2 separate regions of the Homo sapiens genome follow, and region 2 is linked to region 1. Evidence: chromatin loops called from intact Hi-C (ENCODE). Cell type or tissue: HepG2. All regions are shown on one strand.

What was found. A loop is a pair of places that touch in the nucleus more often than their neighbours do. Peaks named below come from ENCODE experiments on the same cell type or tissue, not always from the same donor. Only the 100,000 strongest peaks of a DNase experiment are listed, where the experiment ranks them.
Region 2: a loop joins it to region 1, with 6 times the contacts of the local background. A loop is called at or near these places in 5 of 110 quality-filtered maps.

What each region holds. Positions count from the first base shown.
Region 1 is chr11:83,803,874-83,811,873 of GRCh38, forward strand. The region is part of intron 17 of DLG2 (discs large MAGUK scaffold protein 2); the gene reads right to left. Among named protein-coding and RNA genes, the nearest start is that of DLG2-AS2, 170 kb to the left of the region's middle. In HepG2, no CTCF peak of the experiment used is centred here; no DNase peak of the experiment used is centred here.
Region 2 is chr11:83,223,326-83,231,325 of GRCh38, forward strand. It overlaps ANKRD42 (ankyrin repeat domain 42), which reads left to right. Exons shown (of 11, transcript NM_001300975.2): 6 at 1,530-1,730; 7 at 4,422-4,547. Among named protein-coding and RNA genes, the nearest start is that of ANKRD42, 34 kb to the left of the region's middle. In HepG2, no CTCF peak of the experiment used is centred here; no DNase peak of the experiment used is centred here.

The sequences.
Region 1 (8,000 bases):
GGTCAAAATCTGTTAATGCAAAACTCAAACTCTGGCTGCTGCATGTGGGACTCATCTGATGTTTTTTTCATCGTAGTTCCTCAAGTTGATGACATTCTTTTGTGTTTGGGCTTATGTGTATCTTGGCATCTGGCTGTTGCCCATAATTACATCTTAGTATTTCTTTGACTTATTCCTCATCTAAAAATAAGGTAATCATCTCATTGCCTAAAAGCTCCCAAGAAACAGGTTTTGTGAGTTTAGGCAAACTGTGTCAAGAACTCTTAAGTCCCCTCTTCCCAATTACTTTCATCAAATCTTCCCAATTGCAATCAGTCAAATCTTTTTGGGAAGTCAAAATCTTCCCAACTGCAATCAGTCAAATCAAGAGGAGGAGATCTGAATAAACAGAGATGCATGAAAATCAACTTGTATTCACCACTATGAATGAGAAATAATATTTATTAAACTATTTCTCTTCAAAATATCTGTTGCTTTTGTTTTTTCCTTTCTAATTTACTATGCTAGTTCTAAGCATTGATCTGAACTATTGAAACAGGCCCTGTTTCCTGTTTATTTTGAAAAATTTCAAATTATAGAAAACTTGAAGAACATTATAATAAAAACTCATAAAGATTCAACAGTTCTTAACATTTTGGTACATTTGTTCTCCCTCTCTTCCTCCTTCTCACTCTCTCCACTTACCTACCTATCTGCCTAGCAGAAGACACACACACACACACACACACACACACAGACACACACTTTTTCTGAACCATTTGAATTATGTTGCAGACGTCATTCCACTTTCAATCTAACATATCAGCAAGGCATCTTCCCAGTGTAAAGACATTTTCTGTATAACCACAATGCCATTATTACTCCAGAGAAAGCAAACAAAACTAATATTTCTATAACATTTAATATATTGCACCTATTCAAATTTCCTCCGTTATCCTCCAAATGTCTTTTACAGATTTTTTTCTTAAATCCAGGATTTAAGTTTTATGCATTGCATTTGGTTGTTACTATGTCTTTAGTCATTATTAGTCTTGAACATTACCTACATTTTTCTTTAAATAAAATTTACTCTTTTTTTAAAAATAATTTCAGTCAGATGCTTATAGAGTGTTCTGCATTTTGAATTTGTCTGATTGTTTCTTCAGAATCAGGTGAAACATTTTTAGCAAAATCCAGTGTGTAATGAATGCTGTGTATTTCTTACTGCGTCATAGCAGGAAGCTCAAAATACATGGACCACCAGATCTCTTCATTTAAAAGGCACCTTTCTATTTTGCAAATAACAATCTATAAGGTGGTTTATTTGAGACCATGTAAATATCCTTTTTCCAGTCAACTTTAACCCCTAATTGTTTTAGCATCTATGGATTATGCTTTCTTGAAATAGTTATTTTGTAGCGGGTTAAAAAATGGTTATTTTATAAATTCTTTATTTATTCTAGAATTATTAGCTGGTATTATTTTGTGCAGGAGAGCTTCTCCCATATATATATATAATTTTTCTCTATCATTCTGGATTTATTTTTGATATATCATGACATAATTTTTTATATATCATATTAGAATGTTTTTGATATATAATATTGTTCTTTTTGATATATCATATATTTGGTTTTTTGATATAGCATGATATTATATCTCATTACCATGTGGTAGACTTCTAATTGATGTTAGCTTTTCCTCTAATCTCTGTCTCTCTCCCATCCTCCCTCTCCCTTTTGTCTACTCTCAATACCTTGATAGTCATCTTGTATATCACAACCACTCTACTTTTCTTTAAATACTGCCTTTCACATTTTATACATGCCACAGATGCTCATATTCATCTGTGTTCCTAACTGCTTGTAAATTATGTGCAAATTTCTTAGCCCTATATTTAAGCCCTTTCACAATGCAGCTTTTACCACAACCCTCTCTAGTCTTTTTAAGACCAGATACTTCTCTGATATGAGGGAACGTTAGAGTGGATTCTGTCTAGTCCTCCCATATCATTGGTGGAAAAAGTGAGGCACAGAGAATGAAGTTATTTTCCAAGGTCACTCAGTGTATTTGTAGTAGAGTCCAGATGAGAATGCTAGAGTTCAATGTCCTACATTACACGCCTCCTCTCCTAAGCAAACCCTCTGCTGCTGCTAGAAGCTTCATGTCCATCCCTAGCCTAATGTTATTCCCTTGGGCCTAACTTCCTCCTCCTTGTTTTACTTCCTGTTTTCCTGGATTCTTTGAAGTCTTGGCCTTCTCCCTTGTCCAGGTCAGGTTCTATCTTCCCAGACCTCCTGTAATCATGATGGTCCGTGACACTTACTTGGCCATCAGCCCCACAACCTGGCAGCATTACATGAATTTTGGTCCTTCTTTACTCTTTTATTATTATTTTTCAGGTGAGCAGTAATGCAAGCTCATTTTAAACAACTAAAACAATACAAAAAAACAGCAAGTAAACTGTGAACATCTTTCTATCTTAACCTTCAGGTAACCACTGATAATAAACTAGACAAATTAACTCTATACACTTTCTCTACACATATTTACATATCCCCAGCTACATTCCCAATGTCTAGGATAGTGCCTGGTTCCTGTCAGTGAGTGAATATATGTGAGTGGAAAAACATTCATGTTTACCTCCATATATAGTCATTGTTTTAAAGAATGATCCCATAATAACACACGATGTTCTGTGATTTGCTTTCTTTTTCTATTTACCTTTTTAATGAATAAATATCAATAACTAGACTGTAAGCCCCACGAGGGCAGTCCCAGCCACTGTTTCAGGCTTCTTGTTTTCCCAGGATGTGGCACAAATCGATGTCCTCATACATTATTACTGAGGGTGACTACAGCTTTACGTGCTTGATGAATCTCTTCCTCAACTCTGAAGAAGCCTTAAGGTTCACAAAGACTCCTGTTCCTCTAAAGAGGAATTATTAATCAGCTCACCAAGGATTTCATGGCCAATTTCAGTGTCTAATAGTGAAAACGATGTAAACTAGAAAAGAAAGTATAAGCGAGGAGAATAATATAGCAGACAAGCAGGACCCTAGAAGGTGGCAACCAACTTTGCCACCTTGAAAGGCATAATTCTCTATACTGGAGCTGCCATCTTGAATGTGGACTTTTGTGGGAAGTATTAGGCAGACCACATAAATACAGCCTTAACTCCAAGCATTACTGATTTCAAAAAATGCTTCTAGACATTTGGGAAAACTAGAAGCAGCAACAGAATCATTTCAAAACTCTCCTGAAAAGACAAACTCCATACAATAAGGAGTGAGAAAGAGTGACCATCGTCTGGAATCATCTCTCCTTCATCACTTTCCTTTGTTCTCTGAAGCATATATCAAGACTTCATAAAAGCAGTCAAGGCTGTGCTGAATCTTTCACTATCAGTCCCAAGTGGATATTATAAGCATCAGAAAAATTTTCCATTTACACAGGCAGGGAGGTATTTTCAGTAATTTATATCTTTTCTAATTACTAACCAATTCTCTCTTTCCAGCCTCCCAATTTAGCACATAGAATTGCTGCTCCCTGCAGAAAACAACTCTCCAGCAAGGTGTGAGTTTCCATGGTTAGTTGCCAGAGCTTCAGATGTGAACGGAGCTGCAAAGCCACAATCCATTCAGTAGATAAAAACATCAAGAAATAAAGTTCCACTGCATTCGTTCAGTTCCTAGCACAAAGTGAATGCTCAGTAAATAATAGGAAGGAGGGGAAAAGCGAATCAGGAGAACAGAAAAGAAAAGGAGAGAGGGAATAAAGGGAGAAGAAATCAAGGCAATTGACTTTCAAACTGTTTGTGACCAAGAATTTAACTGTGGAAGGAGATCACTAATAAAGATAATACTAGTTACTGAATACTGAACAAGAGGGTATTGTGTTAGGCTTGTTATTGTTAATCCTCCCAAGAACTTTGCTGAGGTCAACTTTAAGATGGGAAAACTGAGGCACAGAAAGATTAGATGCTTCGAAAGTAGCAGAGCTAACATAAGAGATACGGTCTGTGTGGTGCACACACTGTGTCCTTTCTCCCCTACTTAATCTTCCCTCTTCTCTTATAATACCTGCTGTCTCCAGCCTTAGGTCTGCAGGTAACACTCCTATCTTTGACAGTCATCAATGTTGCTATGTGCTTCCAAATCTACTTCTGCTCCCCACGCATACACATTCCCTTCCCCATAATATCACATGCCTTCTAACAGCAGCCTCGTGCCGGTCATCACAATGGGCCACTTTGCTTTTCCATCTCAGTAAACAGCCCCCTCCAGGCATACTGTAGTCTTGGTGTCTACAGGCTGTTTCCCTGTTTCTTTAGGGCAAGCTTGGTCAGTGCAGGGACCAGCTTTCCTCAACAGCTCTGCCACTTTGGGTATTAGAGAGCACAACAATCTCCCAGAGCATTTTAACGTCAAACCCTTTTAATATTCCTGTGGCCAAGTTCAGTGCCTTCTCACCCAGCTCCTTCCTTGAATTATGCTTCAGCCTATATTGGGGCCAGTTCTGTGAGAGGCTGGCTGCAGGTTCTGATCAGCGGTGGGCTCTGCCACATCTTGTGAGACCAAGAGGCATTAAGTCAGTAAGCACAAGGGCAGCAGTCATCCAGAAGGGGAAGAAGCACTGGAGGCTGCCTGAAACAGAGGACCTGGAACTCTCAAACTCCATTCACTGCACTAACAGTTGCCAGCAACAGAATAAAATATATGTGACTAGCCCTTGCTGTTCTTGGCACGAGGAGTTCCATGAAACCCAGACATATAATTCTGCATTCTTTAAATCATCATCCTCTATCTTTTCCCTTTCCAAGTTTGCATTGCATGCAGTTTCCTGTTGCATTGTTTTCTCTTTTGTCAAACTCCTACCACCTGGAAAAGTTGCCATGTACACTGCACTGTACACCGTACACCATACACTGCACACTGCACTGTAAAGGTGTGGTCCCTTGATTCTCATTTTTTTTCCTCTCTATTATACCCTCACCCTTTCCTCCCATTCTCCCCTGCAGGGTCTCACCTCTGTGATCCTCTCCTGATCTGTCTCTCTGCATCTGTGACTAGATTCCCTTCACTTCTTCCTTCCTTACCTTTCCTCTGCGGCTGGGCTGTGTCTATTTCCTCCTCCTGCAGCTGGTCTCACTTGCTTTTTCTTACCACCTCCCTCTGAGTGATCTGCCTCTACTTTCCTGCTGCATCCTCTCTTCTCTTCTCTGGTTGATTTATCGTGCTTTATTGGGAAGACAGCCTATGACTGGCTGTTTACCACCTAATTTCTGGAATTGTGTTATCCTTTTGAAGTCCAAACTGATGTGCTGTGAAAGTCTCATAATTAGACTTATAAAAATAAATCTTTCTCATTCCACCATCAATACAACTAAAACACTGGGTTAGCTGTCAAATACAGGCAAGCCAGAGGAGCTTGCTCCTGAAAACTAAAATAGCAAAATTATCTGTGCTAGCATTTGGAAATGCTATCTTAGGCTGTGTTGCTTATACATAATGCTCTGTGACTCTAAGTCAAGGACAAGCCTCAAGTTAGGGTTTTTCCATGTAGGGCTTCTGGAGAAACTCCTTAGGATTTATAGGTCTCTGGAGCTTCTTCAAAATCCACTTGTTCCTGTCTACTATAGAGACCTGCTACATATCAAAGAACCAAGTGAATGTTCAACCCCCTTCTTAACACCATCATTATAAACTGAATGTTCTAAATTCTATATTTGCTCCTGAACTGACCCTTAGTCCTTGCCTAGAACCAGTCAGTCAACAATAGCTCAACTTTGGGCTTTTGGGTATGTATGTAGCTCAAGGTTTATATCATCTGCATTGTAACCTCCATTTCTTACCCATCCTTTGCCAATATTTTCTTCCCTCTTAAAAGTATGAAATAAGTACTGAAATGTTTCAATTTTTGTATGGCCCTAAGATACAAAATACGGGTTGAAGAAGCACTAAGGGGAAAATTCACATTTGGAGATGTGAAAACCATGAATATTATATTAGAAGACAGATGCATGCATGCCATCCATTTGCAGAGAATGCATCATTGCTAAATATTGCTTCTCTTCAAAGTTATGCATAATGAGAAAGTCAGGTAAACCAGGAAAAAGTATGGATTTTTGGATGAATAGGAGACTAAGCAAATAACTATGCATAAAAAGCATAAATCACTCACCAACAAATTGTATAAACTACAATGTGTTTTCCAGGATAAAGTGTGTGAAGGTATCTGTTGTATGAATACAAATTCACCCTTCTTTTCTTTCTTTTTCAGGCTTGTGAGTGTTTGACAATGTAAATTATTCTTCCTGAGAACAAGTCCACCTGAGGATTAGTGAATGGGTGTGATTTTCAACCAAAAAAACTTGTATTTAGCTGCCTTCTTTCTCACACCTATAAGTTCCTGGCTAATGTTGATATTTATCAAATGCTGTGTGCAATAAAAACAAGTATTTCCCTAAAGAAAGTAAATTGTGCTGCAATTGTTTATGTGTGTGTGTGTATGTATACATGTATATATGCTGTGTATAAAAATATAAATAATTTTGGTAATTATTGATGAGTAGATAATACCTTAGCACATTTATGTTCCTAAAGGAAGAAAAATCCAGGGATAGGTATATTTTCAAGAAGGCTTGGTAGATTTGGCTCTGGCTTGTGTCATCATTTAGCTTTGGAATTTTGTACTTTAGTTCCTTTGTTTATTAAATAAACAACAAACAAACAAATATTGTACAAGAGGAACTCTGGTATTCCATTCGGAGTTATGATTCTGTGATTCTATCTTGTGGTTTTAAAATACCTACATACTGTAAGATGTTTGATTCTGCAAAGAGCTATGAACCTATTCTGCCTTTTCCCATGCAAAAGTCATTCTTTTGTTTACTCATTTATTCTAGAAACATTTATTTGTGATTTACTATGTTTATTTATGATTTACAATAGGTTCTGTGCCATGTCCCATGGATTCAAAGATTATTTAGATAGCCTCTGTTCTTGAGGAGCTCAGTATATATAAGATGATCTCCTACTTTATAGAATTTTTTCTCAAAGACCTAACTGTAGAAAGTCAAGCTTTCTATGCAAATAACTCAATATGTACCCATAACTCCAAGTCCTGACGCTAACTGGTATTGTATTTTGGAGAAGTGGTTTATCTTCTGTGTTAAATCTCTGAGGTAGTGTAATAGAAGGGAAAGAGTGTGGGTTTTGTCCAGCAGACTCAGGATTGGAATTTTGACTCTGTACATCTATTAAGTGATGATAGGAATATCTACTTCAAAATGGTTGCAGAGTTATATTGAGAACTGAATAAGGTGATGCAGATGAAAACCCACTCAATGAATGGTAGCTTTTGCTTTTACTATGGGAAATTGAAGAATACTTCTGCTTTGTTTAAGCACCCTTTTCAAATCAGTAAACCAATAAATTCATTTTTTCTGGACTAAATTCTTTGAAGACTCTTTTCTTAGTATAATCTATGGCTGTAACCTCTATGCAAGAGTCTGTATTAGGTTGAACCACACAAAATTGACAATATTCAACTTGACCTACAGAAATGGCAACTTCATATGGTTCAGCCTAATAACATTATTAATATCACTAAAAGAAAATTTTAATTTCTACTTTTTAATGTAAATAGCATGTACAATTTCAATTTTTTTCTAGAAGAGTATTTCCTCACTAAAAAGTATGTTTAGTGTGTAAAATTCACGACATTTGCTGTTTTGATTAAGAAAAATAATGTTAAAATAAATCTTCCTGGTTCTTTTTCCCAAAATAGTTTTAGGAAGTTTAAATTTGAGTTAAATGTTGTGAAAATTTTAGCCTCAGGAAATGTGAAAAGGGACATTAAAGTCTTATGTATTGTTGGCTATCAGGGAAAAGAGTAAATCTTTGACCATTCTAAAAGAACAACATTGGAGTTGTCAGCTAATGAGCTGAAAGTTGTTCTGTGATATATTACTGAGCAAAAGATTAGAGGAAACTAGTATAACAGAGAGAAAGAGAAAG
Region 2 (8,000 bases), 580 kb before region 1:
AAGAAATAGGGAGAGTAATTGGGAACCTGATGCAATAATTCAGGCTACTATTTCGGTTGGCCAGTATACAGGCAGCAAAGGTAGTGAGAAGTAATCAGGTTCTGTATATATTTTGAAGGAGCCAGTAAAATTTGTTGATGGATTAGATGTGGGGAGTAATGGAAAGGGGAGTCAAGGATGGCTCCAAGGCTTATGGGCCTGAACAATGTGGAGAGAACTTCCATTAACCGAGACGGGGAGATAATATAAGGTAAATGTGTGTGAGGAGGCTAAGGAGCTCAACTTTTGACATATGTTAGAAATGCTTATAAGACTTTTAAGTGTAAATGATGAGTAAGCAGTTAGAGGAATCTGAAGTTTCAGGGGGGCAGGGCCTAGTGTGAGGGGCAGCTGAGGGAGGATAGATTGATATGTGCCAGCAACTTGTCTTATCTGGACTTCTTTTCTGGTACTTCTTGTTTCACCTGAATTATACTGGCCACTTGGACATTACCCTGCCTCTCCATAATCAAGATATGTGAATTGGGCTTATTTCCCAAGCGGTCATTTCTTAAGTGTAAAGACTGTCTTGGTCTTTGTAATCATTGCCTCAAAGCTTGTAACAACTCCAGATTCATTCCTTTTTTTTTTTTTTTGCATGAAGTTTTAGGTTATGGCTGTCCCTGAGTCTCATCCAATATACTTTCTTTCAGGGATTCCTTAAAATTTCTTGTCTGTTCATGGCATTCTTGTTTTTTTCTTTAGTTTTTTATAGCTTTAAAAAATACCTTTTCTGTTATTTCCTGAAGGGCTATAAATGTTGAAGTCAGTGTATATACCTAGTCTGCAGTTCAATCCATTCTTCTTGTTTATAATAAAAAGAATAAATTATTATAGAAAAGTGACAAATGCATAGTGATAAAATATTATAATGTTCTTATTTGCAGAGTGACTATTGGTTTATTTCTTCCACTTCTTCCCAAAATATTAAATTTTACTTATTTATTTTACTTATATAATAAGCATTTTATCCTGTAATTATAAACTGCATAATTGGGATTTCACTTTCTAAGATAACTTTCTGGGCCTGCTCTTCGGTGACCCTCATCTGGTCTTTATAGACTCATGGTAAGTGTAACTATTCAACCATTTACTCACTGCTTTGAAGTGACTAGAAGGCTGACTGTGTAAAGAAATGCAGGCTGGGAAAAAGGTCTCTTCTCCGTGTTCCTGTCATTTGGGGCAGGGATAGTCATCTCCCTATAAGGAATAGAGCTAATGTGTTATTTCTTTTTTCAAGTTATTTTAGTTTCAATTTAAAAAATAAATTCTGCCAGGCATGGTAGCTCCTGCCTGTACTCCCAGCTACTTGGGAGGATGAGGTGGGGGGAATCACTTGAGCCCAGGAGTTGGAGGCTATAATGAGCTATGATTGTGCCACTGCACTCCAGCCTGGGTTACAGAGCAAGATCTTGTCTCTAAATACATACATACATACATAAAAATTTTAAAAAATAAAAATTAAATTAATTTTTTTTCCTTTCCTCTAGTTCACTTAGCAGCCATGGAAGGCCACCTTCACTGTTTCAAATTCCTAGTCAGTAGAATGAGCAGTGCGACGCAAGTTTTAAAAGCTTTCAATGATAATGGAGAAAATGTACTGGATTTGGCCCAGAGGTTCTTCAAGCAGAACATTTTACAGTTTATCCAGGGGGCTGAGTATGAAGGAAAAGACCTAGAGGATCAGGAAAGTAAGTAATTAAGTTATATGTTCTAGCATATAATGTGATGATGATGATGATGATAATATAATGAGTAGAATCAATGAAATAGGAAAAGATATAAGGCAAATGTTATATACGTTATATGTAAAAATATAAACATGTTTAATATATAACATATTAAAATTTATTACATATCGTTGTCTATACATTCATCTAGATTCTTTACTATGAAATATTTTAGACAAAAATGTGTAGAGGTTGGTTGCAGTGGCACATGCCGGTAATCCCAGAACTTCGGGAGTCTGAGGTGAGTGGATTGCTTGAGCCCAGAAGTTTGAGACCAACTTGGGAAATATAGTAAAACCCTATCTCTACAAAAAATACAGAAATTAGCTGTATGTGGAGGCATGCCTGTAATCCCAGCTACTTGGGAGGCCGAGGTGGGAGGATGGATTGAGCCCAGGAAGTCAAGGCTACAGTGAACCGTGATTGTACCTCTGCACTCCAGCCTGGGTGACAAAATGAGACCCTGTCTCAAAAAAAAAAAAAGAAAAAGATTAACATAATGAGCAGTGAATCACTAAATTTAAGAATAAAATATAGAGGCCAGATGCGGTGGCTCACGCCTATAATCCCAGCTACTCGGGAGGTTCAGGCAGGAGAATCACCTGAACCTGGGAGGTGGAGGTTGTGGTGAGCTGAAATCATGCAATTGCACTCCATCCTGGGCAGCAAGAGCGAAACTCCATCCTGGAAAAAAAAAAAAAAAAAAAAAAAGGAATAAAATATAGAGTTGAAGCCCTTTGGAGCTCTCTCCCTAATACCATTACCTTTTCTTCCTCCTCAAGGGTAAACTATTATTTTAGATTTTTCATTCCATTCTGTGGTTTTATATTTTAGTTATATATATGAGTTGGGGTCTCACTATGTTTCCCAGGCTGGTCTCAAACTCCTGGCCTCAAGTGATCCTCCTGCCCCAGCCTCCCCGCAAAGCACTGGGATTATAGGCATGGGCCACTGCATCCAGCCTGTATTATTCTTTATGTGCATTATTTGTTATTGTTGTATTGTTATTTTTATTTGTTTCTCCTTCAAATATTTTCCATCTGTTCAATCTGCAGATGTGGAACTTGCAGGTATGGAGGGCCAGCTGTACATCTGTACACATACATATGTACACATACACACACACACACACATACACACACACATACACACACACAACTGGAAGTACCTAACCTGATCCCTAGCATATAGGTGATGCTTAATAAAATGTCTTTAATGATAGTAACTACATAAACTGAGTCCTTACTAAAAATGCCAGACATGATAGTAAGCACTTGTAAGGATTGCATTGTTTTGTCTTTTTTAAAAATAAGATCTTCTTGATACTTGGTTACCAAAGAATTCATAATTTAACCCTCTCAATGCATCTGAAATGTAGCTATTCTCATTTTTACATATGGAAAGAAACAACCTAGAATAGCCAAAGAATATTTTTAAAATAACAAAGTTGGAAGGACTTACACGACTTGATTTTAAGACTTTTACTATAATGCTATGGTAATCAAGGCAGTGTGTAGTAATGGCAAACAGACATACAGATCAGTAAGACAGAATACAATAAAGACCAGCAAGAGTAGGGCATGATGGTGCATCCCTGTAATCCTAGCTACCCGGGAGGCTGAGGTGGGAGGATTGCTTGAGCCCAGGAGTTCAAAGTTACAGTGAGCTGTGACCACACCTCAGTGACAAAGTGAGACCCTGCCTCTAAACAAAACAAAACAAAACAAAACAGTATGACAACTATTTACATAGCATTTCTATTGTATTAGGTATTGTGAGTAACCTAGAGATTATTTAAAGTATATGGGAGGGAGGATGTGCATAGGTTTATATGTAAATATTATACCATTTTATATAAGGGACTTGGGCATCCACAGATTTTGGTATCTTTGGGGGTCCTGGAACCCTTAGGATTCCAAGGGATGACTCTATATGTGTGTGCACATACAGACTTCTTATTTGCTTCTAGTCTATTTTGCTGTTTTCACTATCTTATAAGCAGAAAAGGAGAGGTCTGTGCAACTGCAGGCCGTGAGAACAAGTGTGTCTTTATTTATTTATTTTTTTTGAGATGGAATCTCACTCTTGGCTCACTGCAACCTCCACCTCCCAGGTTCAAGTGATTCTCCTGCCTCAGCCTCCTGAGTAGCTGTGATTACAGGCGTGAGCCACCACACCTGGCTAAGTTTTGTATTTTTAGTAGAGACAGGGTTTCACCATGTTGGCCAGGCTGGTCTTGAACTCGTGACCTCAAATGATTCACCCATCTCAGCCTCCCAAAGTGCTGGGATTACAGGCGTGAGCCACCATGCCCGGCTTCTAAGTGTGTCTTTATACAAAGGGTTTTAAAGGGTTTTAAATGACCATCCCCTGTGTTTTGTGGTGATATGAGAGAGAAAGAGAGTATGGCTAAAAATTGTCCTGGTACAATACTTCTGGCATGTTTGAAGTCCTGAGGGTAAAAGGAGTAGAATGATTAGTAATAATCTCATTTTATAATTCTCTTTTTACTGGTAGTCATCAACTGAACTCATCCGATTACAACAGCCTTATATTTGAGAAAATATTGAAACCTGAAATATATGACAGCTTAAGACAGGGAAAAGAATAAACTCTTATGTTTATTGAAATGCTGAATTTTTTTATTCATAGCTTTAGCATTTCCAGGTCATGTGGCTGCCTTTAAGGGTGATTTGGGGATGCTTAAGAAATTAGTGGAAGATGGAGTAATCAATATTAATGAGCGTGCTGATAATGGATCAACTCCTATGCATAAAGGTGAGTTATGATTCCTCCTTTCAGTTCGGATACAATAGCTGCTGAGTTATTCATCTTTTAAAGTAATTATCAGTCAGAAACACATGAAACATGAAACTTTTTTCTGATACCCTAGCAGATATCAGTCTATCTTGTATGGTATATAGAATGCCTAATTTTCAATTCAAGTGTAATGTTTCTTTTATGATGCCAGATATTCATACATTATCTTATTCAAGGGTAATTCCAATAAAATTTCTATAGTGACATTGTCATGTTAGTTAAGATGTGAAATGTACTGCTAGAGAAGTTTCTTAGGATAACATTTTTAAAATGACCTATTAATTCATACTAAAATAGAAATCATCCCTCTCTCTCTCTTTTTTTTTTTTTTTTTTTTTTTTTTTTTTTTTTTTTTAGACCGGGTCTGGTTCTGTCACCCAGGTTGGAGTGCAGGTGGAGACCTCCTGGGCTCAAGTCATCCTCCCAAGCTCAGCCTCCCTAGTAGCTGGGATTATAGGCATGTGCCACCACACCCGGCTAATTTTTTGTCTTTTTAATAGAGATGGGGTTTCACCATGTTGGCCAGGCTGATCTTGAACTCCTGGCCTCAAATGATCCACTCGCCTTGGCCTCCTGAAGTGCAGGATTACAGGCGTGAGCCACCATGCCTGGCCTGATGGCAGGTGATTCTTACTAAACTCTTAGATTAAAATGATAGTAGGCTTATTAATATAATCGTGTTTGAATTGGACTTTATTTCACAAATACTTCTGGCAGTCCTCAGATCATATATTATGTTCCCATTGGTTAGGTTTTTAGCTTACTTTGTTTAATCCATAATGTATCTCAAAGTACAGAATCTAAGTGCTATGTGTACCAATGGTTTTATAAGCAAGGGAAATGAGAAGAGATGGGATGCAAAGGATGTTTTCTCCTACACAGAGAGAGGTCCACAGATTGGTGAGCTCTGTGCCCTCGATTTGGAGTATCTCACTCCATCCATTTCTGCTGGCCATCCAGGAGTTAAACTCTCTACTGTGAGATATGTGAATGGGGAGGAGGCTGAACATGTACCTAAAGTTTTTTTTGTTTTTTTTTGTTTTTTTTTTAATGTGGTTTCTTGGAGCAAAGCCACTGTATGAGTTTACTAGGGCTGATATAACAAAATGCTGCAGACTGGATGGCTTAAGCAACATAAATTTATTTTCTCAGAGTTCTGGAGGCTAGAAGTCTGAGATGAAGGTGGCAGCAGGTTTGGTTTTTTTTGAGGCTTCTCTCTTTGGCTTATAGATGACCTGCTGCCTTCTTGCTATACCCTCACATAGTCTTTCCTCTGTGCATGACCATATTTGTGTCTTGATGTCCTCCTCTTGTAAGTAAATTAGTCAAATTGGATTAGGGCCCACCCATATCACCTTATTTTTCTTTAGTTACCACTTTAAAGGCCCTATCTCCAAATACAGTTGGATTCTGAGGTACTGGAGGTTAGGACTTTAACATATGAATTTTGAGGGGAACACAATTCCTCCTATAACACATCCATTTTATAGCCCCCATTTCATATCCTACATATGTTTTTTATTGCTAATGCGCGTGTGTGGGGGTGTCATTTAGACACAGTAGGAAAAGATAGGCTCACTCATGGTGCTCATAGTACATCTTTGTGGGGACAGTAAATTAAGTTTCATTGATGGCTAGTTTTCAGCCTGTCCTAGTCATTTCTTCACCACTTGAACTGAAAGAGAAATGAGGGATCTGGAAGCAGGTTCTAAAGAGACTGTTCTACAACAACAAGGTGTTTTTAATATAGATGTTGGAAGTTGGGAAGGTGAAAGTGATGAGGAGCCAAAAGAGTTTGCTCTTCACCCTCTTTTCGTGAGTCCATCCATCAAGGACTCCTAGGGCTAGGAGTGGATCAGATGGTGTGGTGGAGGGGGATTATAAGTCGCAACAGCTGGAAAAGAGCATTGTTGGGGGACATTTACCTTTTCTTTTTTTCTTTTTAGTTTTTGTGGGTACATAGGTGTATATGTTTATGGGGTATGTGAGATGTTTTGATACAGACATGGAATGTGAAATATTCACATCATGGAGAATGGGGTATCCATCCCCTCAAGCATTTATCCTTTGTGTTATAAACAATCCAGTTACCTTCTTTTAGTTATTTAAAAATGTACAATTAAGTTATTATTGACTATAGTCACCCTGTTGTGCTATCAGATAGTCTCACTCTGTTGCCCAGGCTTGAATGCAATGGGGCGATCACGACTAACTGCAGCCTTGACCTCCTGGGCTCAGGGGATCCTCTCACTTCAGCCTCCTGAGTAGCTGGGACTACAGGCACATGCTACTATGCCTGGCTAATTTTTTGTATTGTTTGTAGAGACAGAGTTTTGCCATGTTGCCCAGGCTGGCCTCGAACTCCTGACTCAAGTGATCCATCCGCCTTGGTCTTCCAAAGTGCTAGGATTACAGGCATGAGCCACTGCATCCAGTCCCATGCTTTCTATTTTTTGGTACCCTTTAACCATCCCTACCTCCCTCTGACTCCCCTACTACCTTTCCCAACCTCTGGTAACCATCCTACTCTTTGTGTCCGTGAGATCAATTGTTTTGATTTTTAGATCCCACAAATAGGTGAGAACATGCAAAGTTTGTCTTTGTGTGCCTGGCTTATTTCACCTAACATGATGATCTCCAGTTCTATCCATGTTGTTGCAAATGACAAGATCTTATTCTTTTTTTTTTTTGAGACGGAGTCTCACTCGGTCGCCCAGGCTGGAGTGCAGTGGCGCGATCTCTGCTCACCGCAACCTATTTCTCCTGGGTTCAAGCGATTCTCCTGCCTCAGCCTCCCGAGTAGCTGGGACTACAGGTGTGTGCCACCATGCCCGGCTAATTTTTTGTATTTTTAGTAGAGACGGGGTTTCACTGTGTTAGCTAGGATGGTCTCGTTTTCCTGACCTCGTGATCCGCCCACCTCGGCCTCCCAAAGTGCTGGTATTACAGGTGTGAAACACTGCGCCCAGCTGATCTTATTCTTTTTTATGGCGGATTAGTACTGCATTGTGTATATGTACCACATTTTCTTTACCATTTATCTGTTGGTGGACACTTAGATTGCTTCCACATCTTAGCTATTGTGAACAATGCTGCAACAAACATAGGAGTGAAGATGTCTCTTTGATATACCCATTTCCTTTCTTTTGGGCATATACCCAGCAGTGGGATAGCTGGATTGTGTGGTAGCTCTATTTTTAGTTTTTTGAGGAACCTCCAAACTGTTCTTCATAGTGGTTGTACAAATTTACATTCTCACCAACAGTGTACGAGGGCTCCCTTTTCTCCACATCCTCACCAGCATTCGTTATTGCCTGTCTTTTGGATGTAAGTCATTTTAACTGGGGGGAGATGATATCTTATTTGTACTTTTGATTTGCATTTATTTGACTATCCATGATGTTGAGTGCC